7 separate regions of the Mus musculus genome follow, and all the other regions are linked to region 1. Evidence: chromatin loops called from intact Hi-C (ENCODE). Cell type or tissue: heart. All regions are shown on one strand. Region 1 holds the start of 1700069L16Rik (RIKEN cDNA 1700069L16 gene). Region 2 has its middle 22 kb from the start of Gm52823. Region 3 has its middle 9.1 kb from the start of Aym1. Region 4 has its middle 11 kb from the start of Gm52823. Region 5 overlaps Gm30812 (a long non-coding RNA gene). Region 6 holds the start of Cmklr1 (chemokine-like receptor 1). Region 7 overlaps Wscd2 (WSC domain containing 2).

Region 1 (4,000 bases):
CGGGCAGATCTGAGAAGGTCTCCACAGACCGCTTCATGAGGATTTCTCTGCTTCCCTTGTTAACTGGTCCCTCTGCCACTGTGGGAGTCACCTCCGGTAGAAGCAGCTTCCTTCCCCGTGATGGGGATCCGTCCATGGTGACGTGTGTCCTCAGGCTGGCCTTGAGTCACTTACGGAGAGTGAACAATTCTCGGTGTGTTTTTTTTGTAAGGCGAGAGGATTTATGTATTGCTAAGTTTGATGTATTGTTATAAATTATGCTTTGGTTTCAGGCCTGTTTAAAAAAAAAAGTTCAGTGTTTCTTTGAGTTCTGGGAAACATGCTGTAAATAATTTGGTGCTTCTTGGCCAGCAGTTCCTCTCGTAATATAAAGTCGTGTCGGCATCTATATCTTCTTATATCTTAAAAATACCTATTTCCTCTCCTTTCTCACAGCAGGGGTGGGGAGGGGAGAAGAAGCGAATGGCATTTTCTGGGTTCTCCCGGGTCTTGGAGGAATCTGTCTGTGTCCTCCAGGCCTGTCTTTCTGCTCCCGGCTGCCTACCTGACTGAGGTGACCTGCGACCTCAGCATTCAACCCGGTGCACTCCCACGCCCTCTTCCCCTTCAGTGTCCATTCTGAGGACACTTGTTTGTGGCACACTGCTGTGACGAGCCATGAAAGGGAAGTGAGCAACCCTGCGTCAAAGGTGGTGGGCAGCTCTCCCGAGGCTCCCCGTCAGCTTGTCCTCTGGCAAAGTGCTTCTGTCTACGGAGCTGCCTCACCTACCACCTAAGTCCTTACCTTAAAAAAAAAAAAAAAAAAGCAACAAGCTCTAAAGAATTAAAACATATGTTTGAGATCATAACGTAGTTATACCATTTCCCCTTCCATTTGCTCCCATGTCCCCACCTCTTCCTTTTGAGTTCATGGTCTTTTTTTAAAAAACATTTATTTATTTACTTTATGTATGTGAGTACACTGTAGCTGTACAGATGGTTGTGAACCTTCATGTGGTTGTTGGGAATTGAATTTTAGGACCTCTGCTTGTTCCAGTCAACTCTGCTTGCTCAGGCCCAAAGATTTATTTATTATTATACATAAGTACATTCACTGTAGCTGTCTTCAGACACACCAGAAGAGGTCATCAGATCTCATTAGGGGTGGTTGTGAGCCACCATGTGGTTGCTGGGATTTGAACTCAGGACCTTCGGAAGAACAGTCGGTGCTCTTAACCGTTGAGCCATCTCACCAGTCCCCGTTCATGGTCTTTTTAATTATTATATACTCCTAAATACACAAACACAGCCTGCTCTGTCTGTACAATGTTACCCGTACACAACACAGTCAACTTAAAAAGCCCTTAAAAGAGTCTCAATGACTGTTAATGAGTGGCACCTGTTCGACACATCGATGACGACATCTTGAGATAGGGTTTTCTGGAGAGCCACTGAGAAAACTGTGCAGTGCTCTGGCGCCCGATTTAGAATGTTTGTCCTCAGGCCTAACTGTCGATTGCCGAGGCTGCCTCCTGGTTAGGCTGGGAGTTGTTTGGGTGAGCAGTGGCTGGGCCCTGCTCTTCGGCTAGCTCCCAGGTGGGCGCCTCCGCGGATGACTTTTATCGACCAGCAGGTGGCGCTGTTGACAGGCAAATTGGCTCCTGTGAGTACCGAGTTGGAACCCTCCCTGGTTGGATTTGTCGCTAACTGGCTGGTGAGCTGTTGACCTGTCCAGAAGTAGGCAATTGTGTGCCTTAAAGGATATATCTTGTCCATAATCCACGGATAAGTCGATTCTGCTCCTGATTCCCCCACCCCCACCCCCCCGGTTCCCTACTAGTAAGAGCTCTGTCAGGTCCATCCCTGCAGTAACTTTCTTTCTGCATCCAAAGGCCGGGCAGGTCATACAGCTGGTTCTGGGTTAGGACTCAGACCCTTGCTGAAGGATACTGTAGAACACGTTCCCTCTCTCACAGGCTACAGCCGCTGCCCATGGAGGTGGTGACTGAATCGTGCCAGTGGGGAGTCGGAGCAGATGCAGTCCGAGTTGAATGTATGCAGTATGAGCCTTGGTGGTCCATCAGTGAGGGACTTGGGGGACCGTTTGTTAGAGCACCCTAACCTGACCTGCCTGTTCAAGACAGGGTGTGTGAGAGCAGGTGTTGATGAAAGAAAAGAATCCGGGATATCTCAGACAAGGCTGGTTCATCACTGTGAGAGAGGATGGGATCGGGCTAGGGTGGGGGAGGGGCAAACGTCGGATTCAGCTGTGTGGGGGAGTGCAAGGTCAAGGTGATCCCTCTAAAGGCGACTGGAGAACAACCCCAGGCTAAGGGTTGCTGGAGGTTGCCCTTTAAAGACTATCACAGTTTGATGTTGGAGAATGAATTCTATCTATTCAACTCTCACACAACGGGTCTCTTTCCAGGGTACAAGGGAAGCCAAGGCTTTCTGCTGGCAATGCTGGCTATAACAGACCTGGCCACATGGCGCTCAGCTGGCCCCACAGCAGGTGGAACTTCCCTTCTCCTGCTCCAGGGCCCAGCATCTCAGCAGGAGACAGATTGCATCAGCTGTCCCCAGACTGGCAAGAGGTAAAACTGGATCCTTCCTCCTAGATTTGCAGAGTGGTCCAGGCTCAGTAGAAAGGGTTCTTTGGAAGCCTGTTAGATGGGTCAGCCAGGGGAAGTCTCTCTCCTTGGGGGAACCTCAGGAAGGGGGCAGCCATGCAGGCTAACACACGGTTCTCAGAGCCTTGCAGGTAGAACCCAGAACAGGAGCGCCAAGGACGGGCGATAGAGGCAAACTTAGCTTTCTTTGCAGAACATAGGAGCCTGGCAAAAGCGTCAATTTCTCTCTCACAGCGTCATTTCTCTCTCTCTCTCTTTCTGTTTTTTTGAGACAGGGTTTCTCTGTGTAGCCCTGGCTGTCCTGGAACTCACTCTGTAGACCAGGCTGGCCTGGAGAACTCAGAAATCCACCTGCCTCTGCCTCCTGAGCGCTGGCCATTTACATTTCAGTTCACTGAAATTAATTATAATGAAAATTTAAATACAATGGAAAAAAAATCAGTCCCTCAGTTGCATGAACCACATTTTCAAAGTTCAGTGGCTCTGTGTGGCCGATGGTCACCTGGCGGGGTATGGGGGACAGCACACAGAGTGTCACCACCATCATTGTAGGTTTTGTTCCAAAATCTGAGGCAGGGATGCTTTCAAGTAAAGTTGCGGGGGTGGGAGGAGGGTCTTTCCCAGCCTGACCTTTAGGGGCCTGGTGCATGTCCCCTTGTCCCAGCAAGGAAGTTCAGGATCACCATTATACTGTAGCTGCGCTGCCTTTTGAGTCTCTCTCAATCTGGAACATTCCTCAGACTCTCTTTGACCCTCCCCTCCCCACGCCCCACCCCCCACCCTCATGACCTGGACTAGACACTGTTTTGGCTTTTGAGTCAGCGTCCTGTGTGTTCCAGGCTGGCCTTGGCCTTGAGCCCAGTGTAGCTGAGGATGCCCTGACCCTCCCGCCTCCATCTGAGTCCTGGGGTTACAGGCATGTGCCACTGTACCATTTGACCTGGACGGTTCTGAAGAGAACAGGCAGTCACTTCATGGGCCACCCCGTGTGTGTGTGTGCGTGTGTGTGTGTGTGTGTGTGTGTTGTTGTTGTTGTTGTTTCTGTGTGATTAGGTCCAGGCTGTGCATTTTTTATGGGAATGGCAGGAGAGAGAGGTCTTGTCCTCTTGAAACTTTTATTCTCTATGAAAGGGAAGTGCTTTTAAAGATTTATGAGTATGTGTGCATGCCTGCACGCACGTGTGTGTGTGTGTGTGTGTGTGTGTGTGTGTGTGTGGTGTACTGTATGCATGCAGTACCCACAGTGGCCAGCAGAGGCCGGATCTATTCCATACTCTCCCTTCCCTGCTCTTCCTCTCCTTTTGTTTCTTCCCCTCTCACAGCTGACTTTCTATTTTTATGTTCTTTGCACTTGCACACAAACATATGCATATATACACAAACATATGCAT
Region 2 (4,000 bases), 52 kb after region 1:
CGCCTTTAATCCCAGCACTCGGGAGGCAGAGGCAGGCGGATTTCTAAGTCTGAGGCCAGCCTGGTCTACAAAGTAAGTTCCAGGACAGCCAGGGCTACACAGAGAAATCCTGTCTCCAAAAACCAGTGGGGGGGGGCGGGCAGGGAGAGAGCCTACAACTAGACTGGGCCTTGGCTGGAGACCAGTTCATCTGCTAAGCAGGGGTCTCAGTATGGCATCCTTTCCCCCTCCCTCCCTCCCTCCCTCCCTCCTTTTCTCTCTTTCCCTCCCTTCCTCCCTTCCTCCCTTCCTCCCTCCCCCTCTCTCTCCCTCTCTCTCTTTCTCTCTGTCTTCCTCTCTCTTTCTCTCTCCTCCCTCCCTCCCTCCCTCCCTCCCTCCCTCCCTCCCTCCCTCCCTCTCTCCCTCTCCCTCTTTATCTCTCTCTTTCTCTCTCTCCCTCCTTCCTTCCCTCCCTCCCTCTCTCCCTCCCTCTCTCTCCCTCTCTCTCCCTCCCTCTCTCTCTTCCTCTCTCTCTCTTTCTCTCTCTCTTTCTCTCTCTCCCTCCTTCCCTCCCTCCCTCCCTCCCTCCCTCTCTCTCTTCCTCTCTCTCTCTCTCTCTCTCTCTCTCTCTCTCTCTCTCTCCCTCCCTCCCTCCCTCCCTCCCTCCCTCCCTCCCTCTCTCCAGACTCTAGGACCAGGTGAGTTCTTTTCTGGGCCTGTTTCTCCAGGTGTCTGGGACAGTGGTTTATAATGTGGATTCTCTGAGGTTCTGTGGCTGCTTTGGGAGATAAGAACAGAGAGACATCTCAGACTGGGATTGTCACACTGTTTCTCTTCTTTATTGTTACATTGGGACTTTGAGAGAGATCTGGTTGGGGAATGATTTTGATTCCTTAGTATCTAACTTAACCAATTAGATTGGAAGTGTACCTCAGTGGGTAGAGTGCTTGCCCAGCATGGGTAAGGCTCTGGATTTGCATAACCAGGTGTGATGGTAGCATTTGGAGTTCAAGGCTACCCTCTGCTTTATACTGAGTTCAAGTTCAAAGGCCATCTTGGGTTACATGAAAACACAAAACCAAACAAAAACACACAGCAAAGTCCCCACTTAGGTAAGCTTTTGTGATGGTTAGAATGTGAAGTGTCTACAGGTTCATATGTCTGGCTGCTGTGTCTCCAGTTGGTGACACTGTTTGGGAGGCCGTGGAACTCCCAGGAGCTATGGCCTGGCTGATGGAGGTTGGTCACTGGGGAGTCACTGAAGGCGATTCCTCCTTCTCTAGTCTCCATCCAAGTCCTTCTTTCTCTTTATCAGATGGACCAACCGCCTGGTGTTCAGGCCACTTCAGGCTGAATCCCTCCCACAGCCATGCCACCGTGACTGGCTGAAATCTTCAGAGACCATGAGCTGAAAGCCAACTCTCCCTTTCTTCAGGAGCTTCCTCAAACATTCTGTCAAAGATCACAGAGGCGCCTCCCTCTCAGCTGTGGTGGCCATGGCTACACCTGTGGGAATGGGGAGGCATGAAGGAACTGGAGTGTCTGGAGAGCCTAAAGTAATGAGGGCTCAAGCGTCGATGTTTGTGTCTCGCTGGGATGCAGGCACATGGTGTCCTGAGGTGGGGTGAGGGAAAACTTGCTCTGAGAGGCTCCCGGGGGACTGCTGTGTCTGTCTGGCATATCTCAAGACAGGCCTGCCCAGTTGGATTTCACCACTGGCTTCCAGGCAGAGGCTTAGAGCTTGTTCCTTGGAGACAGGTCCAGCTGGAACCCCCAACTGGTCCTTGGCAGACCATTGGATGTGCGTGGACCCAGCACCCACCAGGCACCCTAGAGGGAATGTCCATCTGGGCTTGCTTAACTGTTTCCGGGAATCTCACAGAACAGAAGCAGAACCTGGGCGCACACACAGGAAGACGACATGAGTCACACACCATTTTGCAGTTCAGCCCACAGAAGGCCTGGGTGGGGTACATGCCTAGGACTTCCTCTCCAGTTCCTACGCGTGGTGGTTACATAGCCAACAGGACACAGGGGTTCAGCGTGTGGGAGAGAGAGCAGCATTGGAGTCCTGCCTTGCTGGCCTTAGTGTTTCCTCTGCAAGCCTCTATCTCTTGTGGAGATAGATGGAGATGACTGGTGGTCTCTAATGGCACATGGGAGGAGGCTCCACGTAGAAAACCTCTGAACTTCTACTTTACAAGTGAAGAAAGGGGACGAAAATGTAACTGTTTAAAAATGTTGGGATTATAATTGAGGTATTTGAGTCAATATCTATTTATTTTAGCACTGGGGTCTTGTTGTTCTCCCCACAACCCCACCCTGAAGGAGTGTGGGTCTGATTCTGTCCAAATTCCTGGCAGCTTTCTGCCTCTCAGTTCCCTGTTCCCACCCCTAGCAGGAAAGGGTTTCACTTTTTCCCAGGGAACATTAAACATCCTGCAGCCAGCCTGCCCACTGAGGTGAGCAGCCATCATTTATGCAGAAGTGTCTCTGGGAGTTTGTGATTTATTGGCGATGGGTCATCTGTGTTCTCTAGGTGGCTGATGGTTGTGCCATTACGTTTTCAGAGGTTAAGAGAATCCAGAGCTTCAGTGGACCCTGGGAGAGGATTTCTGGGGACAGGATCGGAGCACATTCATACTCACCTGGCAAGAACCCGGTCCCCAGGTTGGGGTTTTGTGAAGGTTACTGTGTGAGTGTTCCGTAGTTATCTGGGGAGGAGCCCTGCTCCCAGGAGGGGGAATGCCAGGGGTATCCCCATACTAGAAAGACCTACTGATTGGGGTTGCTGAGATGACTCAGTGGTGCCCTGTCCCATATAGTAGAGAGAACTGATTGTCACAAGTTGTTTTCTGCCCTCCACAGGCATGCATGGTATGCTTCTGTATGTGCGCGCGCACACACACACACACACACACACACACACACACACACACACACACAGATGCAGACATACACCCAGATATATACACACAGACACATACATCCACACACACATGCACACAGACACATACACAGATACACACACACACAGAGACACGCACACATGCACACACATATGCATGCATACACAGTTATGCACACACACACATGATAAATATTGAAACATTAGGAAACAATTGTTTAATTGGAGTGTTGGATTGGCGACTGCTAGAAGATGACGTCTTTGGAATCAGGCAGCCATGACTTACCCATTAAGAAACTGACTGGGTTAGAATACACACACACACACACACACACACACACACACACAAATATACACACACACACACAAATATACACACACAAACATACACAAACACATACAAACATACAGAAACACACATACACATGCACACACTCATGCACACACACACACACACACACACACACACACATACACACATACAGAAACACACACAACCTAATGGTGGGGGTGATCAATATACCTCTGTGCAGCTCTCCTTGCAGAATAACCACCAGGGTATCACCATATTTGATCTGGAGTCATACTTCAGAGCCATCGTAATAGAAACAGCACGGTTTTGACACCAAAGGAGACAGTAGAATAGAACCGAAGTCCCAAATGTAACTCCATGCAATTACGGGCACCTGGGCTTTTTACAAACTATACTTTGGAGGAAAAAAAAAAGTCACTTCAACAAAGGACACTGAGGAACTAGATGTCTACATGCAAGAACAAACCCAGATCTTTATCTTGCAAACCACAAAAACCAACCCCCAAAGCATCAAAGACCTCACCATAAAACGGGAAACTCTGAAAGCCCTGAAGGATGTGGGGAGCTGTGTGCACACAGGATCGTCACGGTCTCCCTCAATGGGACTCCAGCTGTCGAAGAAATAAGGCCAACAACTGACAAAGGGACATCCTGAAACTAAGAAACTCATGTACAACAGAGGGATCAGTTGATAACAGGGGCTGGAGAGATGGCTCAGCGGTTAAGAGCACTGACTGCTCTTCCAGAGGTCCTGAGTTCAAATCCCAGCAACTACATGGTGACTCACAACCATCAGTAAT
Region 3 (4,000 bases), 360 kb after region 1:
GAGTTTTTACTTCCACCCATACTTGGGACTTCGGTTCACTCAACAAACATGCACACACACTGACACACACACACAAACACACACAAAGTGGAAGAGCAGTTATCAGATAGCTCCCACGTAGGAGTCTTCACAAAGGTGTCTGTGAGCAGACACCATGACCAAGGCAAGTCTCATAAGGACAACATTTAGTTGGAGCTGGCTTACAGGTTCAGAGGTTCAGTCCATTATCATCAAGGCTGAAGCATGGCAGCATCCAGGCAGGCATGGTGCAGGAGGAGCTGAGAGTTCTACATCTTCATCTGAAGGCTGCTAGCAGAATACTGGCTTCCAGCCAGCTAGGATGAAAGTCTTAAAGCCCATACCTACAGTGACACACCTACTCCACAGGGCCACACCCACTCCAACAAGGCCACACCCACTCCAACAAGGTCACACCTACTCCAAAAAGACCACACCCACTACAACAATGCCACTCCTCCTAAGAGTGCCACTTTCTGGGTCAAGGATATACAACCCATCACAAATGACTTCTCTGTCCATGGTGATGGTGGAAGGTGAGTGTCCCTGTAGAAAAGGGGAGACCTCAGGTGAGGTCCCAGCTATGCACTCCCCACTGTCTCCAGCTACATGTGGTCCTGGGGTGTGACAGAGTCTAGGATGCAGACATTGACTGAAGGATGGGACTCTGCTCATATGTCTGCAAGATTGTCACTCAAGTTAGGGTCACTGGATGGCTGGTGTCTGATCTGGGCATGCGCAAAGTTAACGTGTGTTACAATTACAGGGGCATGACTAGATTTCAGTTTTTTCCTTTCTCTAAGTCGTGCTTAAGAAAGAGCACGCGACCTGCGTGGCGAGGGGAAAGTTGTCTCGGTGTTTGCAGTCTTTTGTGAAGGAGTTACAAGGGGAGTAGCCTGCGGATGAATCCCAACACGAGTTACCACCAGTTAACAAAAAAGAATCTAGAGTTTGGGATGCTGTTTCTCGGGCTCCTTAAACCACTGCCTTCTCTAATTCTCAAAACTCACTTTCAACCTGAACATTATTTCGGGTCTTGTGTATTTCCCAGAGTAGTTGACTGAGCTGTGGTACTTCTGAGGCCCACACGCCCTCCCCCAACCACAGGATGCTCCCGGGTGGTCCCAAACATACAATGTGTGTGCACTGTGAGTGACTCAGAGATTATTTTGAGGAAAAATGACTTGTTACAAGCCAGGTTGGCTGTGGACTTCTGACTCCCCTCCTTCACACTCTCCAGTGTTGGGTCAGCAGGACTGTGTCACTGTACCTGGCTAAATGCTGTGTTGCTGACAACAAAATTCCCACCAACGTGGCTACCTAGACGTGTGCTAGCAGAGTCAGCGATGGTCACGCGAACATGGCTGGAGTGTGGGCGTCTGAGGACTACTGTCAGCCTTCCCGGGTCCAGTGGTCTCAGGAGTGATGGCCTAGAGGAAAATTCTACCTCACGTGCTTCAGAAGCCTCTGTGTTCTCCGGGCTTTGTCTGTTGTGTGCCCAGCATGTAAAGGCAGCTCAGTAAACAGCCACATCTCTAGGCAGCAGGATAATTGGGCATCTCAGGCATTTGGAGTCTCGTAAAACCTTATGTCTGATTGAACAACCCCTGCCTACGTGTGTACTGTGGGTCATCCCAGTCATTTTCCGGAAAAAAACAAAAACAAAAACACGTGTTTGCATGTGTACGTGTGTGTGAGAGTGTGTGTTTGAGCGCTGTGTGCACAAGATATGTGTGTGATGTTGCATGAGTCCTGGCATGCATATGCCACAGCACATGTGTGGAGGTCAAAGGACGGTCTTGGGTGTCAGTGCCACTGTCTTTTGAGGCCCTGGTGTCAGTTTTGCCACCTTATATGCCAGGCTAGCTGGCTATCACGCTTCCAAGGAGTCTGAGTGCTGGGGTTACACACGCTCGGAGTACACACACTGGCTTTTGTGGGGGTTCCTGCAGGTTTCAACAGGGAACATCACTCTCATTGGACAAACACCCAAAGAGTATTAATGTTGTGGGGTTTTTTGTTTTACACACGGGGTAGGAGCTGTCAGAGACGATCAGTGAAAGAGCCATGCGCATCCTGAGAGTTGGCTGCGGAGTTACCGTGCCACCACCGTGTGAGAACCCAGAGAAGAGGCTCCTTCTCTGGCCCATCCTCTGGGAAGGGCGGGACGCACCAGAACTTGCGGGCTTCGAGGAACCGGGAAGCGAGATGTCATGGCCGGGTACATAGTGACATCTAGTGGTCGGAATGGGAAGTGGACGTCCCTGTGACGTTGAGGATGTTTTAAGGCTGGGATGCGGGTGCAAAGCCACCAAGAGAGGCCATGAAGGCAGCTGTGGCTCCATTGGTAAAGCCTTCTGTGTGAGTATGGAGAGCCGAGTTGGCTATCCAGAGCTCGTGGAACAGCTCGTGGCAGTGTGCACTTGTAACTAGCTCTAAACACGTGTGCATGGGAGCGATCCTGAATGGACCCAGTAGGTTGTGTGTGTCTGTGTGTGACAATTTTAAAAGAAAAAAAAAAAAAGAGGTCATGAATTTGAAGAGTGAGGGGAACACAACAGAGGAGGGGGGGAGAGGTGGAAATTATGTAAATACATGAAATTCTCAAAGAAATAAACCTGTATTTAAAAAAACAAAAACAAACAAATGTTTAGGGAAACCAGCCACACATTAGACATTAAATAAACACTCCATTTCAGTGTGGGTGTGATTGTGTTTGCAACATTGGATAAGGGATATTTCAGGGCTAAGATTTCCTCTCTCCTGGAACCCTTTTCATTCTGACCTTCATGGGCGTCTCCAGAGCCAGTTCTTTCCCAGTGACTTTTGAATTTTTGAGGTCACTTTCTGGGTCTCTGCATTTTCTGTTTCATCTTAAAGGAGGGTGAAGAACACCTTAGCGGGTTGGGGAGTTCTTGACAGCCCTTTCGAGAAGCCATATGCCACACAGGTATTTGAAAAGACATGGCTAAGCTCACGGGTCTGCACCTTCAGTTTCTGTGGTCCCAGAGGAGGGGGCAGAGTATGCGGGTGGCAGACAGATGCCACAAAGAACAAATGGTGATCTGAAATCGTACACACACACAGGATGGATGTGTAACAGCCACCGCATAAGACTGGCAGGCTGTAGCACAGATAGGTCCACCCCGAAGGCCCTCTGCAGCTGGGTTTCCATTTAATTTTGTGATGTGTGTGGTGTAGTGTGGTATGATGTGGTGTGTGTATGTGTGTGTGTGTGGTGTGTGTGGCATGTGTGTGGTATATGTCTGTGTCTGTGTGTGGTGTCTGTTTGTGCCTGTGTGTGGTGTGTATGCATTAGGTTTTTCTATTTTAATGTATATATTGCATGGGAATGCATTTGCTCTTTCATGTGTAGTTAATATTAATCACTTACCACCAGCTGCTAGCAAAATCTTCTTGTAGCATAAGCACATTGTAGGACAACTTTACGCAGAGGCAGAACTTCGAGGATCGCACGGATGTCCCCTTAGTCACCTGCCATCACTCCCTTGATTCAGGTCCCATGCTGGGTCTCTACTAGACACAACTGCCCAGTGGACACTTGTCACCTGTCTCATGTGGCTGTTGCTCTAGAGACTTTAGTGACTGGAGTCAGTTTGTCCCTCCCTCTGGAAGGCGTCATGGCAGCAGTATGACCCAAGGTCACCTATGACCACTCAGATGTCGGCCCTTCACACCTCCGAGCCAGCATGCTGGTATGGAGTCCACACTTCCTGTGCCCCTCCCTGAGGCTCGTCAGTGCGCTGCTCCGTTTCCATCGGGAAGGCTCTGCTTTCGCTCTCTCCTCCGTTCTCTTATCGTGGAAGCCCGGCTTATTCTTTTGCCCTGGAGCCCAAGGTCTTCCAAGAATACACTGATTCCGCAGCTCTGGTCAGCACCCAGTGTGCTCTCAGGAAACAAGGCCCCAGCATCATCTCCTTGGCAGAAAGACTATGAGGGATGGGCCTTCATGTTTTCTCCC
Region 4 (4,000 bases), 63 kb after region 1:
ATGAAACCTAAACCCCACCAGTGTGTCTCTTCTGCCCAGCTATTGACTGTTGGCATTGTTACTTACCAATCAACATTAACTTGGGGCAGGGTCCAGGTCTTGAGGGCTTTACAATAGCCAGTAAAGGACAAAACCTCAACCTCAACAAAACAACTAAAAGTAAAACGAATCTTAAAAAATAAAACGAGAAGAAAAAAAAAACAACCCTAGACATTCCTTGAACAAAAAGTAGACACGAAACACCTACATCAGCATAAACAATGGTCTTAGAACAATTTACCAAATGTCTAGAGTATGCTTAGTGGGTTAGGGCACAGCAAGTGCGAATGTGGGCCCCAGCACCCTCATAAAAAGCCAGTCATGGCTGCATAGGCCCCTGAAACCCCAGCGCTGAGGAGTGGAGATGGGTGTCACCGGGGTTTGCTGGCCACCAACCTAGCTCCAGATCACTTCAAAGGAGTCAGGTGGAGAATGGCAGAACAGGACACTCCATGTCCTCTGGCCTCTACCATGTGTGCACCTGCGCATGCGCACATCCACCGACCGCACAAAGTGTGTTGCTTTCTGTCTGGACATAGCAAGGTTTGAAGGCCTGCTCTACCCCGTGGATATGCGTCCAAGAAAGTGTTTAAAACCTGCTAGCAAATCTGGAGTCAGAAGACCAGTTGAGAGTAGGAAAGAACAGCTTTTGCCTGCGGTGACATCATATTTATTCAAAATCTTGTCCTTGTGGGAGCGTGATGTTTGGTCTCACAAACCCACGTGTGAGCTGCGGCAAGTTTGAGGCTTGGGCTTGGGTGGCAAGTGAGCTGCTTGGGCATTGGGCTTTCTGCTGTTTCTCTCCAGGGTTTATTTCTAGTAGCCAAATGCAAAGGGCAGAGATGGGTGGCTGCTTTACCACAGCCCAAAACGTGAAGGTAAGAGGTACTGACCAGGCTGAGGCAGAGCCTGGCGGGCTTCGGTCTTGTCCCAGTATATAGCCTAGGAAACCCAATGAGAGCCTGCCTGGAAATAAGTGAGACAATGAATGAATGAATGAATGAATGAATGAATGAATGAAATATACATAAATGGACTAGGGATGTGGCTCAGTTGCAGAGCTAGCCTGTCTGTGGCTTTGGATTCAATGTCTCTGTAAAGGCAAACACATCAGAAGGAAAACTCAGAAACAAAACCACAAAAGGAACCAGAGACAAGTCCAGCCATCTTTGTGGGGAGTCTGGCCAGAGCTCGATGGGTCTGGTTTCGACTCTTCTCTTTGTTTTATTTTGACCCTGTGCATGGTGTGTTCTCACCCCTGAGCCAACATCTAGGATGTCTCAGACACAGACTGTGTACGAGTGTCCACCTCACAGGGTGGGCACGAGGAAAGCGCCCCGCGCGTGGTTGGCTTCTGCTTCTCGCAGAACAGGTAGGGCCTCCCTCCCTCATGGCTGGTCATTCCGAGAGCAGAAAGGAAGCTGCTGCTCTCCCACAGCCCCAGGAACCTGGCCGAGGCTCAAGGAGGCTCTTATGGTGGTGCTAAGGAGTGGGAGTGGACGGGAATTGGCTTCCCATACTGCCTTGCGCTACCCATACTGCCTTGCAGTTCTGTTTGTAGACATCCTCGCGCCCAATCCAGGTTGGCTTTAAACTCTGTGGCCTCCTGTCTCAGCCTCTTGCAGGCAGAGATCACAGGTGTGCATGGCCAAGCCTGGCTTGTGCTGCCTTCTGGAGAAATTGTCTGCTGTCAGTTGAGGGGAATGAGCATCATCTTGTCAACAAAGAGATTGGCTTTCGGGAGCTCATGGCCATTGAAGGTAGGATAGGGGTTCCTAGCAGTCTGTGAAGGGCTTCAGACAAGTCTGTGGAGGGCGGAGCTGAAGCAGCGGGTCCAGTACAGAGGATCATAGACATTACAGTAAGAGAGCTGTGAGGAATCTTTGTGTAGGGGAAACTGAGGCCCTGGAGAGATAGCCGACCCAACTGATATAGTCTGTCTAGCTTGAAGCAGAGCAGAAGCTCTTTAGCCATGTTTTCGGGCTCTGTCCTGTCCCCTCACGCCTGGCAGTGTTCGCTCCTCCAGCTGTGCTCCGAGCATCTGTATGGTTTTCTTCCATGAGCTTTGCGAAGGGTCTGTCTGGCTTTGTCTCCTCCTTGAGCACCTGCAGGAAGCAGGGCCGCTGGAAAGCTCTCGGGAATCGGGTGGGGGCAGCATGAGATCAGGGTGTGTGCGTCAGCCAGGGGACTTTGCCAAGCCATCTCCCCAAAGATTGGGAGGGCCCCGTTCTCCCTCCAGGGTCTCCAGCTGCAGAAAGCCATGTTTATTTTTAATGTTGTGCAACATTAGTGAGGGTTTTGGCAGCCGGACACCTCTCAGCTGAAGAAAATGTGAGACAGCAGCAGCCCCTTCTTCCCACAGTCCCTCCAGTTTCCTCTCTCTGAGCATCTATTCTCCTGGCGTCTACATTAAAAATCCCATCCGTTCCTCTCTCACCCCCTGGTCGACTCCCGTTCTGTTCACAGGCGTTTTTTGCTTGGCTTTCTCATTTGTCATCAAACGGAGGGGACTGCTTCTCATTTCATTAAATATTTTCTCCCCTCCCCCCGAGCATCAATTTTATTCATGGGTTCGGAGAAAAAGAAAAAAAGAAAACCATACGGTACTAAGGACTAAACTCATGATCTGGGTATGTCGGGCAAGCAGGCTAAACACCGAGCCACACCCTTAGCCTGATCCGTTATTTTTTAGATTAAAATGAACAAGGCCACACTTTGAAGTAGAAGGTAAATGTACCTGGATTATGTAAATGGGCTACAAATGTGCCTGGATTATGTAAATGAGCTATAAAGCTTCAAAGAAAAATGTACCAGTGGTGTGGGCTATATCTCAGACACCAGATCTGGGGGGAGAAATCTCCCACTTTAGAATGTCTCTTTCTATAACACTCACCAGGCAACGGGCACTGGAGAAAAGCCCACCTGCATGTTTTGATTAAAGATTTATTTTATTTTGAATTGTGAATGCACGCACAGAGGTGTCATGCCTGTGGAGGCCAGAAGAGGGTGTCAGATTCCCTGGAGTTACAGATGGTTGTGGGATGCCATGCGGTGCTGGGAACAGAGCTTGGGTCGTTTGGAAGAGCAGCCAGTAGGTGCTATTAATTGCTGAGCCATCTCTCCAGCCCCTGCCTTTATGCTTTGTAATAGGCAATACACTTCACACATCGTATAATAGCTTTACTGTCATGTGATTGATGCATTGCACAATTTGCCCAAGGAAAGTACACAATTCAATTGTTTTTTTTTTTTTATCGAGTTCTCAAAATTGTACAACCAACACCGCAATCAATTTTACAACATTGTATTATTTTAGAAAGAAACCTTGTATATATTAGCAGTCCATTCCGAGTTCTCCCCAGCCCCAGGCAGCTGCAAACCTGCTTTCTTTATGAACCCACCCAATCTCTTCCCCTAAATAGAACTATACATTTCATGGCTGTCTAGTTTATTTATTTTGTAACATGCATCACTACTTTGTCACCCTTTATGCTCAAGTAATACTCTACCATATGGATATTTTGTCTATTCATCTATTGATAGACATTTGCGTTCTTTCTTCCTTTTGGCTATCTTAAGTAATTCAGCTGGAAACATTGTGTGTTGGATTGTTTGCCTGATCATATACTTTTTAAAAAAAGAGTGCAATTGCTGGCCATTGTTATTTTGTTTTGTTTATTATTTATCTTTATCTGCCTGAAGGGGTCACACCATTTTCCGGTTACTTTGACAGGGAGCGGGAGTTAAGTGACTTCGTTATTGTTGCCACAGCATCTTGGTGAGGTTGAGGTGGTGCCTCGCTCTGAAGAAGCCGATTGGCGATTCCCTGGTGACCCGTCACATGGAATGCCCGAATGCTAATGAGCTATGAGCCCTTGTTCCATCTTCCCAGCAGTCTCTGTTTCCAGTGTTTGCACACTTGAAAACTGAGCTATTAGCATGTTCTATCCCTCCCCCCACC
Region 5 (4,000 bases), 250 kb after region 1:
GACGATCAATGCTCATGTGCCCTGTTGTCTCTGAGCAGGGCTGTTCTGCACAGGTGAAAAGACTCCAGAGTCCCCTCCTGCATCCACAGGCCCTGGCACCTTTAAGTCAACCACTCCCTCCCCTTGGACATCTCCATCCCTCCATTGTCACTTGCATTAGCAACAGTCAAGGAGACTCCATCCAAGTCCAAACAGGGTGGGTCACATGCAGGATCCTGAGCCTTCAGACCGTTAGAAAGAATCCAGGGGCAGAAGTTTCTCCATTTTCTGCTGAACCCTGATGAGCCAGCCATCGTTTGTCTTGACATGGAAACAATCCACACCTTGCTGGTGCTCACAGTGAGAAAGGCGAACCATATAACACTTACCCAGTGCTTGCCAGTGATCAGGAAAAAGACACAGTGGCTGTGGAGTCCCTGTGAAAGGAGCTGCAGAGCTGTGTCACTGTCGTCTGCATGGCTAGGACTGGGGGCACTGAGAACATCATCAGAAGAAGCTAGTGAGGTCTCCTGGTGCACAATCCCTAAGAGAGACAGAGAAGCCATTAGCAGCAGGAGGGCCGCACTGCAGAGATTTCTGTCCCTTGGCAAAGAGCTGAGAGAAAGCAAGAAGGTTGTGGTGTGACCTAGGGCTGGGTGGGGGGATTTCTGGGAAGGGATCCCATGTAAAACCTCAGCAGCAAATGGTGGGTCCCATCCAGACCTGTTTCTGTAGCCTGCCTGCTGCACTGCTGTGATCACAGCAGCAAAGACCCCAGTACCTTCTCTGTCCATGACTCTTGTCCTTGGCTTTGGGATTAAACTACCCCTCCCCCATGTGCCACCCCTCCTCCATTTTCCCTGCTGCTGTTACAAACACCCAACAAAAGCAACTTCAGGAAGGGAGGGTTGACCCCAGCTCAGAGTCTGAGGGTGTTTTCCATCATGGTGGGGGAGGTCGCGGTGATGGTGGGAGATGGTGGTGAAGGAGCATGAGTCAGAGGGTCACTTAGCATCTGTAGGCAGGAAGCACGAAGTGATGAATGGCAGCGCTCAGCTCATCACATTTTTATTTAGCCCTTGATACCTAAGAGCTGTGAGTGGAGGGTGGGTGGGTCTTCACTCCGCTCTGGAAACATCCTCACAGACACATTCGGGTCTCCCAGGTGACCACAAACCCACTGGAGTCACAGTGAAGGTGAACTGCTCACACCGGGGCAAGAAAAGGCTCAATCCTGCTGGTGCCCTTGTCCACACCAGGAGACCACACCCAGGCTGTTTGTTTGTCTAAGGACCATAGAAGATGGGTGAAAAAGAGCCTGCTGTTGGTTGGATGAGCCCAGAGGGTTAAGAAAGCTTATTTAGAACAGCAAATCAGAGTGGCTGGCCATGCTGCCACACTGTTGCTGTTTATCTCCAACCTTTCTAGGGCTATTTGTTACACAGTAGCCTCATCAGAACGAGAAATAGATACAAAATGGTACAAGTGCATGCTGGTGTAACCCAGCAACCAATGCTGATATAACCCAGCGCTCCCTGCTGGTGTAACCCAGCAACCAGAGACCCGGATACCGGCTCATGTTTGGTGAGGTCTGCTTCTGCCACAAGCGGTGTCCCTGGCAGGACTGACCAGCCGAGATGATTCACAGGTGCTACCTTGCTAATTTCTCTTGTTCATAGAGAATTCCCACTGGCCTCCACCTCCCAGGGATGAGCGTATCTTTGATGCTGCCTCTAGAGCATAGTGCCCAGCGTGGATCAGTCATGCCACCCACTTCTCAACCAAGTAGACACAGGTCAGCCAGGTTCCAGGTTTTGAGTGCCTCTTCACGGGGAATTCCTACAGATCACTTTGCCTGGCCTTAGGATTGTAACCAACTCCAAAGATGCGCACATATCCGAATAACCACAGAACCACATCCCTGTGCTCTGAGCTGGTCAGTAACAGAATAAACTATCTGATAATACACCAGGAATCCCAAATTAAGCTGTTTAATCCTCCCAGGATAGTACAGTCTGTGCCCTTATCATGAGATTAAAAACAAAGCAAAAGCCAGTAAAAGATTTTTAAAATCCACACTATATATAGGGCATGGTAGCTCATACCTGAAATCCCAGCCCTCTCAGATGTTGAGGCAGGAGGATTTTTATAAGTTCAAGGCCAGCCTGGACTACTAGTAAGATAAATATCTTTTAAAAAATCCATATTGCATGACTATATTAGATTTATGATTATATCCACAGTGTTAAACACACACACACACACACACACACACACACACACACACGCGACAAATGGCAAAAAAAGAAAAAAGGAAAAGAAAAAAAGAAGAAAAGAGAAGAGGGAAAGTTAGGATTTTATGGACAAAATCCATGTGGCTAAGAAACAAAGGAAAAGATGCTCACATTCCCCAGCGTTAGGAAAGTGCAAATTAAATACCCTCCTGGACTGTCAAAATGAAAGGAGTTCCAGCGCCCCCTCCTGGCCAGGGTCAGAGCAAAGGCTACATTCTTGTCTGGCAGCAGAGGATCCAGGCCTGGGGAGACTTCTAAGATGGTGCCCTTAGCCACTGTCTTAGTCAGGGTTCCTATTCCTACACAAAACACTATGACCAAGAAGCAAGTTGGGGAGGAAAGGGTTTATTCAGCTTACACTTTCCATATTGCTGTTCATTACCAAAGGAAGTCAGGACAAGAACTCAAGCAGGTCAAGAAGCAGGAGCTGATGCAGAGGCCATGGAGGGATGTTTCTTACTGGCTTGCTTCTCCTGGCTTGCTCAGCTTGCTTTCTTATAGAACCCAAGAATACCAGCCTAGGAATGACTCCACCCACAAGGGACCCTCCCCCTTTGATCACTAATTGAGAAAATGCCCTACAGCTGAATCTCACGGAGGCTGTTTCCCAACTGAAGCTCCTTTCTCTGTGATAGCTCCAGCCTGTGTCAGGTTGACACACAAAACCAGCCAGTACAGCCACCGAGTAACAGAAAATCTTCTACCAGGGGCTTCTGAGCTGGTGTTGTTTACCCTGCCTCTACCTCTTCTAACTTTTCCCTTTTCTCTCTTCCCCTCTTCCCTCCTCTCGAGTTGTCTCTCTTCTCCCTGCCACCCCCCCATCCCTTTCCTCCCCTTCTTATTCTTCTATTGCTTCCTCTCACCCTGCCCCGTGGGCGGTGGGCACCCTTCCCATTTCCACATTCCCCTCTCTCCCTTCCTCCTCCTCTTTTTCGCCCCCCACTCCCTTCTCCATGTCGCCTCTTCTTCCTATTCTGTCTTCTTTCTCACCCTCCTCCTCTTCCTCCTCATCCCCTTCACCCTTTCCTCCATGTCCCCCTTTTTAGTATCAGGAACCTCTTCAAAGAAGATTTTAGAGAGACAACCCCCCCCCCCGGAGCCATGGAACGAGAAAGCACAGTCATGGTTGTAGCTGGGGGCAGAGGGCTCCATCTTCTTTCCTGACATCTTCATCATAGAGTCAAGGAATTTCCCATGATTTCACAGAAGGACATGTGAACAGCCTTCAGAGGACAGGGAATGGCTGAGGCCACACAGCTGATGGTGACTTGGGCCAGCACTGTGCAGTGTGATTCTATGCTGTTCTGTTATCATCGTTAGGACCACCTGGAGTCCTCCCCGGAGCACCTTGCAAGGACACATTGAATGTTTGACAACTACTCCTATTTCCCTAGCAAAGGGATTGACAGGTGACTGGATATGGTCCACCCACAGCAGGAAGAGACCATGCCGTCTCAATGTCAGGCATGTTTTTTACAGTATCACTGCCCCAGGCACGGTGGCTGGCAAAGCCTTGACCAGCCCCTGTGATCTCTCCTACCTGTCAATCATACTCTGTCATTGCTGTCTTCCCTTCCTTCTTTGGGGATTGGGTCTCCATTCCCTCAGCATTCAGCACAGGCCACCTTGGCTACTCAATGGCTGTAACTGTCAGAATGTCCATTCTTAGGGCTCGGCTATGTGTCAGTTCTGGTGGAGGGAGGTGAAGGCAGAGGATTCTGGGGCAA
Region 6 (4,000 bases), 74 kb after region 1:
GGGGCCTTTAAGGGATGAATCTGTTTTAAGTGTTCTGGCAGACTAAGGCCATTGCTGCTGACAGGCTGACAGGCAGAGCTCAGCCCTCTCCTCCCTGCTCCTGTGTGGCTTCACCTCCTGTTTCCCACCACAGGCAGCAGGAAGCCCACTAGACACCAGCTTCCGGGCGGCTTCCCACCTCCAGAACCCAGATCTACAGAAACTCCCGCTTGTGAACTAATGTAGTCTTGGGTGTCCCGCTATAGCTGCAAAGACAAAGACAGGTGGTGACAGATACAACCCAATTGTCTAGGACTTTGAGGCTGAGCTGAGAAGGTACCCCCTCCCTGCCTTTGTCTTTGACCTCCCCTTCCCCCCGCTCCTCCTCCTCTTTATCCTTTCTCCATTCTTCTCTTGTCTTTATCCTCATCTCTCTATCTTTCTTCCCCTCCCTCCCCTCACTCTTATTTCTCCTCCCCTCCCTCTTCTTCTCTCTCCTCCCTCTTTCTTCCCCTCCCCTTCCCTCTTCTCTCTCCTCCCCCTTTCTTCCCCTCCCCTCCCTCTTCTCTCTCCTTTCTTCTCCCCCTCCCCTCCCTCCTCTTCTCTCTCCTCCTCTTCCTTCCCCTCCCTCCATTCTTCTCTCCTCCCCCTTTCTTCCCCTCCCTCTTCTCCTCCCCTCCCTTTGTTCCCCTCCCTCTTCTCTCCTCCTCCTCTGTATTCCCTCCTCTCCTCTCCCCTCCTCTCCTCTCCTCTCCTCTCCTCTCCTCTCCTCTCCTCTCCTCTCCTCTCCTCTCCTCTCCTCTCCTCTCCTCTCCTCTCCTCTCCTCTCCTTCTCCCCCTTTCTTCCCCTCCCCTCCCTCCTCTTCTCTCTCCTCCTTTTCCTTCCCCTCCTCTCCCTCTTCTCTCTCCTCCCCCTTACTTCCCCCCTTCTTCTCTCTCCTCACCCTTCTCCATTACCTTTCCCCTGCTTCCTTTCCTTCTTCTTTCTCTCCCCTCTCCTCACCTGTAAGTAGCTTTAGGCAGCAGGGCTTCCAACCATGACAGACCTCAGCTTGGTCTTAGCTGTGAGCCCGAGCCGGCTGCCTGGGCACAGATTCTGGTCCACGGCCTCAGCATCTCCATCCGCCATGCGTGATCTACTCTTCCAGCCCCGTTGCAGCAGGCATGGTGATGCATGACACTCTCAACCAAAGCACTTGCTATGGATCACACAGGCCAAGGACTGTTATGTCTTCCTTCTGGAGGTTGAGGACTGGGATCTAGCCTGGTTGGGCTCCAGCTCTGCCATCTCCTAGCTGGGTAGCATAGGGTAAGAAACTTAACCTTTCTGTGCCCCAATTTCCTTACCAATAAACAAGGGTAATAAAAATACCTGTCCACAACCACCACTGCCGTAGGGAGGATGTAGTATCAAGTTCCTAGCACTGTGAAGGTTGTGTACTGAGTGCCCAGTACCCTGCCTTGTTCTTGGCTACTTCAACAATTCTGTTGCTGTCGGTGCCAATAAACTAGGCACTATATCAGGTGGTGGGGACAGACTGGGGAAGACAGGCAGCAGGCAGGACAGCGTGATACCTCTGTCAGTGCTTGCTGTGATGTGGAAACCCAGAGTAGTCTGTCAGGGGAGGTTTCTTCATCACGGAGAAGGAGCTGGAAGCCATCTGGCCACACTAGGGGCAAGAATAGCACTCAGAAGTAGGGAACAGCAGGCAAGAGGCCATAGGGCTTGCTACCGTCCCTACTGCGGGCAAAGATAACCAGCTGCGGGTGGGTCTTCAGGTCGGTCAGGAGTAACTTCCCCAGCAGCCTGGTTTCAAGGCTCCATTTGCGGCTCCAGTTGTGCGCCCAGACAAGGGGCGGGTCATTCCTAGTGGGCCGTTACCACCCAGGAGCCCAGCCTGGCTGGCAGGCGAAGCCTCCTCTGGGGGAGTGGCGGGGGGCCCACTCCACACAGCTGGCGCCCCCGCCCTCCCCAGGCTGTTTCCTGCTCCTCCCGCCCCTCCCCGCTCCAGCTGTTTCTCAGGCTGAGTTCTGTCCCTGTCCCCACACAGAACACAGGACAGAGGGAGGCTCTTAGGATGTTGTGCTCCGCGGGGCTCAGACGAAATCTTCTGTGAATGGAAGAAATGCTTCCAAGCAAACAGCCACTACCAGAACAACTGAGAAAGAGGCCAGAGCGCGAGTTCTCAAACCCTGAAGTCGCAGGAGCCGGAGGGGGATATTGGAGAGAAGGTACAGCACTTGGTTCTGAGTCCTGCAGAGGGCGGGAAGGGACGCGCAGGCAGGGACTGGAGCTCCTCTTTGGGTGTGTGTCAAAGGAAAAGTTTCTAGCATAGAATCAGAGCTGAAGAGCGACGCTGGTGTTTGTGAAAACCAGCGTGGCCACCGCAGGCCATCCGTGAGGATGAATCCTTCCTCGACTCAGAGCAAAGCCCACTTGTGCCGTGCCACAGACCACCCCCGTCAGGCTCTCCGGCTCCCGAGAGGACAGTTCAGTGGCTGCTGACAAAGGCTGGCCTTGGGGGCATGTAACTACTGTGAGGTCCACTTCTCTTTTTGTTTTTTAGTATTCTGAGTGACCAGCGCTGCCATGAACACTTTGTGGGATAGTTTTGCTTTGTGTATTAGTCCCGTGGATATATTCCCATAGGTGACCCCATATCACTGTGTGTGTGTGATGCTCTGTGTGATGTCCAGATGTGCAGGCAGAGGGAGAACGTGGGGTGTCTTCTTCTGTCACTCTCTGATTATCATAAGCCTTGTCAAGGTCTCTCATAGACCCAGAGAGAGGCAGAGGCAGGAGGATCTCTGTGAGTTCAAGGCCAGCCTGGTCTACAGAGTGAGTTCCAGGACAGCCAGGGCTACATGGAGAAACCATGTTTTAAAATTATTTTATTTTTAATTATATATATGCATGCCAATATCTATGTGGGTCTGTGCATGTGAGTGCACGTGAGTCCCGGACAAAAGAGGATCAACTTCCCCTACAGCTGGTGTTACATACAGATGCTGATGAAACCATGTCAATGCTGGGAATTGAACCTGGGTCTTCTGGAAGAACAGCTGGTACTCTTAACCACCGAGCCATCGCTCCAGTTCTTCACTACCCTTTTTTAAAGATATGTGAGCTGTCTGGTCATGGCAATTTCTTCCTGCTGACGCTGTACATGGCATGGCATAGGGGTGCAATAGCCTTGAAGCCTTCTTAACACTAGGGCTGCCTGCCTCTGCTTGAGATGCTTCTGCTTGCAACTCTTTATGTGATGGGGCAGGGTCTCTCGCTGGGACCCTGAGCTCACTGACTAGGCTTAGCTGGCTGGGCAGTGAGCCCTATGGATCTTCCTGACTTCTGCTTGCAACTCTTTATGTGATGTGGCTCAGAGAGGACAGGCCACAGGTCTGAGGTCACACAGTGAGGAAGTGGAGGAGGAGGAGGTCTTGTGTTTGCTGTGTCTTAAGAAAGCCTTGATTTCCCTTTAACTCTCTCTCCTTCCCCTTTCCAAGGGGATCTGTGGTTCTGGCTTCTGTCAAGGGCAAGGCTGGCTTGTCTCAGGACCTTGCTGCTGCCAGTGTGTGTGCCTGTTCACAGTTCACTCAAGCTGCAGAAGGGGCTGGCTCGGGACTCTCTTCTGAAAGGCTTAGCTTAAACTTGTGGGGTGTCTGGCATGTGCGAGATATCATCTGAGAGCCAAGGACAAGTGGCTCTGGACTCGCCCAACTCTTTGAGGAGTAGATGAACCCCATACAGGCTTCTATCTACCTCAACCCAGTAGAGAGGTCTCCGCACCCCCATATAGCTGCTTCCACATGGTCTTATAATCTGTCACTCATCTAGTCTGTCTCCTAGCAACCTGGGGCTCACTGAGGCACAGCTCAGTGTTATGTCCCTGGGGACCTCCATCCCCTCCCTAAGAGCTGTCCATGGAGAAGCTGGGCCCCAGTTTTAGCATCTGCAGAATGGGCTGGGAGACTGGACTATAGTCCTGCCTCTTAGATGCCTGATTACGAATGACATCTTGAG
Region 7 (4,000 bases), 140 kb after region 1:
GCCCTGGGGTAGTGGAAGGACTCCCTGGTTAAGGGATCAATCCAGGCAGTGTAAGATAGCCAGTTCAGGTCCCACCCTGCAATGTTGGGTCCTCTGGGCTTCCGTATGTGGCACATGGCCAACCTGTTGGGTTGGTTTTTGGTACCTAAGGGACTTTGGAAGAAGGATCAAGAACCCCAACGTCACCCTCATCCCCAAGACACGACAGCACGAGCAGACAAGACAGGGTTGCTGTCCTGGAGGGGGGGCAACACCCGGCTTGGGCCTCTTATGTGCTTTAGCCTGGGGCGGTTCCCACTGTAATGCCAGAGCACCAGTCTCCATGGTCCTCAGAAGTGAGACGCCCAAGGCCACGGAGACAGGTCCCAGCCAGCTGTCTGTCACACAGAGGTGGCCTGAGAGAGATCAGAAAGCTGGTGCCTGCTCAGGGGAAGAGGCAGGGGCCCACACAGTCAGAAGAGGGTCATTGCTTGCAAAATGTCCATCAGCTGCCACAGCCAGACCCTCCCAACCTCTGCCAGATAGCCTCTCCCTTCTCCCACCACCAATAGCAGGGTCTGGGATACTCCAAACCAGGCAGCCTACTCTCCAGGGAAAGGTGTCTAGATATCTCCTCCTCCTGAGGCCTCAGAGGGGCCTTTCTGAAGGCAGGCAGAAGCCTGGGGCTGTCTTTGTGCCAGAGGGAAGCCAGCTCTTTGAAGCCAAGGGGCACCGGATGCTGGGTCCCTCCCTGGCTGCCCATCATCTTGGGCCATAGGCATCAGGCACCCCAGTGAGGTTGCGGCTACGTAGTGCCGTGTCCACCATTCGGATGTAGGCGGCAATGGTCCTGCGCATCTCGGCTGTGTAAGGGTCATACTCCAGCTTGCGCAGCCCCGAGCGCTTGAAGTTGCCGTCCTTCTGGCTCTCCACGCACAGCAGCCGATCCTCCCTGACCGCCACGCCCAGCAGGCTGACCATGCGGCCCAGCTGCGTAAACAAGTCCTGCTTCAGGTCCTCGAAGTGCACCACCAGGACGGTCTTGCCAAACTTGAGCCAGTCCAGCGTGTGCGTGGCCCACCACGGGGCATAGTTCCTCACGAACTCGGGCCACTCTGCGGAGAGAGCAGAGCGTCAGCCCGCCACTAGATAGATGGGCAGATGACAAACCTTCCGGACGCCTGAAACCCACGTGTGCTTTTTTGGGTAACACACCCCTGGCTGGTGCCTGGTTTACTACAGGCACAGCCCTACCTATACACAGAACCACAGCCTGAAAACAGATACCACCAAACTGCGGAGGCACAGAGATGCTGGGTTATACAGGAAGGGCTGGGAGCAGAGAGCACTCGCTTGCCAAGATTGCTGGAAGCTCTGGGTTTGGACCCCAAGAAGCTGTATGGGTAGAGACTGTAGTTCTGTGGGGGAGGTTGGAATGTTGCAGATCCAAGGACTAATTAGCTTACCTTGGGCTAGGCCTAGACCTCTGGAACACCTAGGTAGTGACAATTTTGGTTTCTTTAGGAATATAAGAATTTGCTTTTGCTTTAATCCCAGGTGTGGGTAGGGGCCGCTTCAGACTGTCCACAGCAGCTGTCTTATGATTTGCCTTGTGCCCTAGCAGGCAGATCATTTTGCCAGCTGCAGATGGTTTCTGCAATTGTGTGACACCGGGGATTCCGGGGACTTTTCAGAGGGTAGATAAATGCTTGAGCTTAGAGTGGGGAGAGTTGTTGGTTGTGGTTTGTTGAGTAGTTGTACATAAAAGAAGAGAAAGAAAAAATAATACATAAAAATAAATAAAAAGGAGAAAGAAAAAATAAAAAGGGGAAAGAAAAAATAAAAAGGAGAAAGAAGAAAAATTTGGATTCTAATGGCAAAGATCTAGGAGCCCTAAGAAATTTGACACACGTAATCGGTAGGAACTAGTCTAACCATAATAATATTCCTTTTTCCTTTCCTCTCTTGTCTTTTTTTCTTCTTCTTTCTGGTGTTAGGGGTTGAAAGGGTGGAAGAAAAGAGGGGAGAAGGGTGGAAGAAAACAGAACCCACACTGTAGCAAAGACTGTCTGCACAGCTCACTCTTGCAAATCTGTCTGTTGGAACTAACACCCCCCCTACTAGTAGAAACCTTTTGGAATCTATTAACAGACAAGACATGGGCTGGCGAGGTGGCTCAGCGGGTAAGAGCACTGACTGCTCTTCTGTAGGTCCCAATCCCAGCAACCACTTGGTGGCTCACAACCACCTGTAATGAGATCTGATGCCCTCTTCTGGTGCATCTGAAGATAGCTACAGTAATAATAATCTTTGGGCCAGAGTGAGCAGGAACTGAGCGAGCAGGGCCGACCAGAGTGAGCAGAGGTTCTAAATTCAATTCCCAACAACCACGTGAAGGCTCACAACCATCTGTACAGCTACAGTGCACCCACATACATAAAAATAAGTAATTAAATCTTTAAAACAAACAAACAAGACAGCTAGCTTCTACCAGCCCAAGGCTAAGAATATCATCAGCCAGCACCTTGGGCTGAAAGGAAATAAAACTTGAGACCTGTGATTCATGTAATGTATGTCAAATAGCCCAAAGAGTTGTTTGTGAGCTTTGAAACCTGGGGCTGAGAACACAGCAGAACAGACCAGGACATGCCTGGGCAGGCCCGTCACCTCCCTAGCTCTCACCCCTCTGACCTAAGTTAAATGTTAACAGGCTGCTGATGTTTAAATGGACCAATCATGTGAAACCGCGCCAATTCCTCCCCCAGCCCCACTCCTTTTCTATAAAAACCCCTAGCTTTCAAACCTGGTCGAATCCACTGTCTCCTGTTATGTGAGATATGTTTCGACCCTCCTCGTGTTGTTACATCAAGGTGTTGTGTTCTATTCATGATTCTTGGGTGCACGCCGAATCGGGAGTTGAATGGGGGTTTCCCCACTAGGTTCTTTCAGGGCTTATAGAAAGGCTTTCCCTGTCTTGTGGTATCCGCCTCTTTTAAACTGCCTGGGTTCGTTGACTGTTTTGTCAAACTACAAACACCTCATGAGCCTGCTTCCCAGTTGGAACACAGAATCTGGAGTAACCTATATCCGCGTTTCTGGGCCACGGTCACTCACTGGCTTCAGAATAAGCTCTCTCACATTCCCTTTAAGATGAGAGCTATGGTTTTTATGTCATCAGATATGCTGACATGTTAGGTTCCAAAAAAACGACCCACTTTCCACCAGAGGAATCGCCTGGATCCATTGAGCCCTGGCTGTCTGGTTTTGTTTCCTCAGCCGGGTGGTTGGTTGGTTGCTGAGTTGTGTCTGCCATTTGTGGACAGCCTATTTGTCTGTTCTGAGCTGGTTACAGATCAAGCTTTGGGAGGTATCTCTTTTTGTCTGCTTTCAAAGTATTTGTTTTAAAGTATCTGCTCTGAGCGCTTGATTGAAAGCCTGTTGGAAAGGTTTTGGTCTAACCTTTGGCTTGGTTTGGCTTGCTTGCGCCCAGAACTCTAAAGACATTTTAGATTCGGCTGTTTAGCTTGTTTTCCGATATTTCATTTGCCTGTGAAACTCTGATGGGATTTTGGTTTTTGTTTTGTCTTGGTTCTCCTTGTCTTTGAAATGTTTTGGTTTGTTAATTTTTGGCCTTTGTTTCCCAACTCCTCCTCAAAGGGTTAATTCTGCTTTTATTTTTCTGCTACTTCTCCTGTGACCTTTAGCTTAGGAGTTTTATGATCATCTGATGTTACAGCCCCTGGAGACAAGAGGCAACTGTTCCCTCTTATCCCACCCCACCCCACCCCAAAGTGTGCTGGAGTCAGGGGGAACACCTCACTACGTGCAGTGGGGGAAACTCAACAAACATGTTCCATTCTTTTTGTTAGGGTGTATTTTGTTTTTGTTTTGAGACACAGTTTCTCTGTGTAGCCCTGGCTGTCCTGAAACTTGCTCTGTAGACAGCTGGCTTCAAACTCGGAGAACAGCCTGTCTCTGCTAGGATGTTGGCTCTTTGGGAAAGATACATAGGAAGGTTTGT

The links. Peaks named below come from ENCODE experiments on the same cell type or tissue, not always from the same donor. Only the 100,000 strongest peaks of a DNase experiment are listed, where the experiment ranks them.
Region 2: it touches region 1 in a loop (2.1-fold over the local background); 4 of 42 quality-filtered maps call a loop at or near these places.
Region 3: it touches region 1 in a loop (6-fold over the local background); 41 of 42 quality-filtered maps call a loop at or near these places.
Region 4: it touches region 1 in a loop (2.0-fold over the local background); 5 of 42 quality-filtered maps call a loop at or near these places.
Region 5: it touches region 1 in a loop (10-fold over the local background); 37 of 42 quality-filtered maps call a loop at or near these places.
Region 6: a loop joins it to region 1, with 2.3 times the contacts of the local background. A loop is called at or near these places in 5 of 42 quality-filtered maps.
Region 7: it touches region 1 in a loop (6-fold over the local background); 33 of 42 quality-filtered maps call a loop at or near these places.

Annotation. Positions count from the first base shown.
Region 1 is chr5:113,722,273-113,726,272 of GRCm38, reverse strand. It overlaps 1700069L16Rik (RIKEN cDNA 1700069L16 gene), which reads left to right and starts at 1,501. Exons shown (of 3, transcript NR_033216.1): 1 at 1,501-1,642; 2 at 2,408-2,573. In heart, CTCF peaks have their summits at 1,401, 1,601 (motif pointing right) and 3,851 (motif pointing right); a DNase peak (open chromatin) is centred at 1,622; H3K27me3 peaks cover 260 bases.
Region 2 is chr5:113,670,535-113,674,534 of GRCm38, reverse strand. No RefSeq gene overlaps it. Among named protein-coding and RNA genes, the nearest start is that of Gm52823, 22 kb to the right of the region's middle. In heart, no CTCF peak of the experiment used is centred here; a DNase peak (open chromatin) is centred at 1,834.
Region 3 is chr5:113,364,353-113,368,352 of GRCm38, reverse strand. No RefSeq gene overlaps it. Among named protein-coding and RNA genes, the nearest start is that of Aym1, 9.1 kb to the right of the region's middle. In heart, a CTCF peak has its summit at 2,265 (motif pointing left); a DNase peak (open chromatin) is centred at 2,217; H3K27me3 peaks cover 2,265 bases.
Region 4 is chr5:113,659,340-113,663,339 of GRCm38, reverse strand. No RefSeq gene overlaps it. Among named protein-coding and RNA genes, the nearest start is that of Gm52823, 11 kb to the right of the region's middle. In heart, a CTCF peak has its summit at 2,213; a DNase peak (open chromatin) is centred at 2,209.
Region 5 is chr5:113,470,069-113,474,068 of GRCm38, reverse strand. Gm30812 (a long non-coding RNA gene) reads right to left here. Exons shown (of 3, transcript XR_389557.3): 2 at 369-523. Among named protein-coding and RNA genes, the nearest start is that of Gm30812, 7.4 kb to the right of the region's middle. In heart, CTCF peaks have their summits at 1,535 (motif pointing left) and 2,460 (motif pointing left); a DNase peak (open chromatin) is centred at 2,479; H3K27me3 peaks cover 448 bases.
Region 6 is chr5:113,648,432-113,652,431 of GRCm38, reverse strand. Cmklr1 (chemokine-like receptor 1) reads left to right here and starts at 2,042. Exons shown (of 3, transcript NM_008153.3): 1 at 2,042-2,211. It overlaps Gm52823 (a long non-coding RNA gene), which reads right to left and starts at 1,688. Exons shown (of 3, transcript XR_003955975.1): 1 at 1,555-1,688; 2 at 983-1,274; 3 at 1-245. In heart, a CTCF peak has its summit at 2,237 (motif pointing right); DNase peaks (open chromatin) are centred at 41, 1,891 and 3,521; H3K4me3 peaks cover 1,636 bases; H3K27ac peaks cover 1,187 bases; H3K27me3 peaks cover 2,502 bases.
Region 7 is chr5:113,584,887-113,588,886 of GRCm38, reverse strand. It overlaps Wscd2 (WSC domain containing 2), which reads right to left. Exons shown (of 9, transcript NM_177292.3): 9 at 1-1,094. The coding sequence ends at 742. Among named protein-coding and RNA genes, the nearest start is that of Gm42002, 16 kb to the left of the region's middle. In heart, a CTCF peak has its summit at 2,245 (motif pointing left); no DNase peak of the experiment used is centred here; H3K27ac peaks cover 755 bases; H3K27me3 peaks cover 319 bases.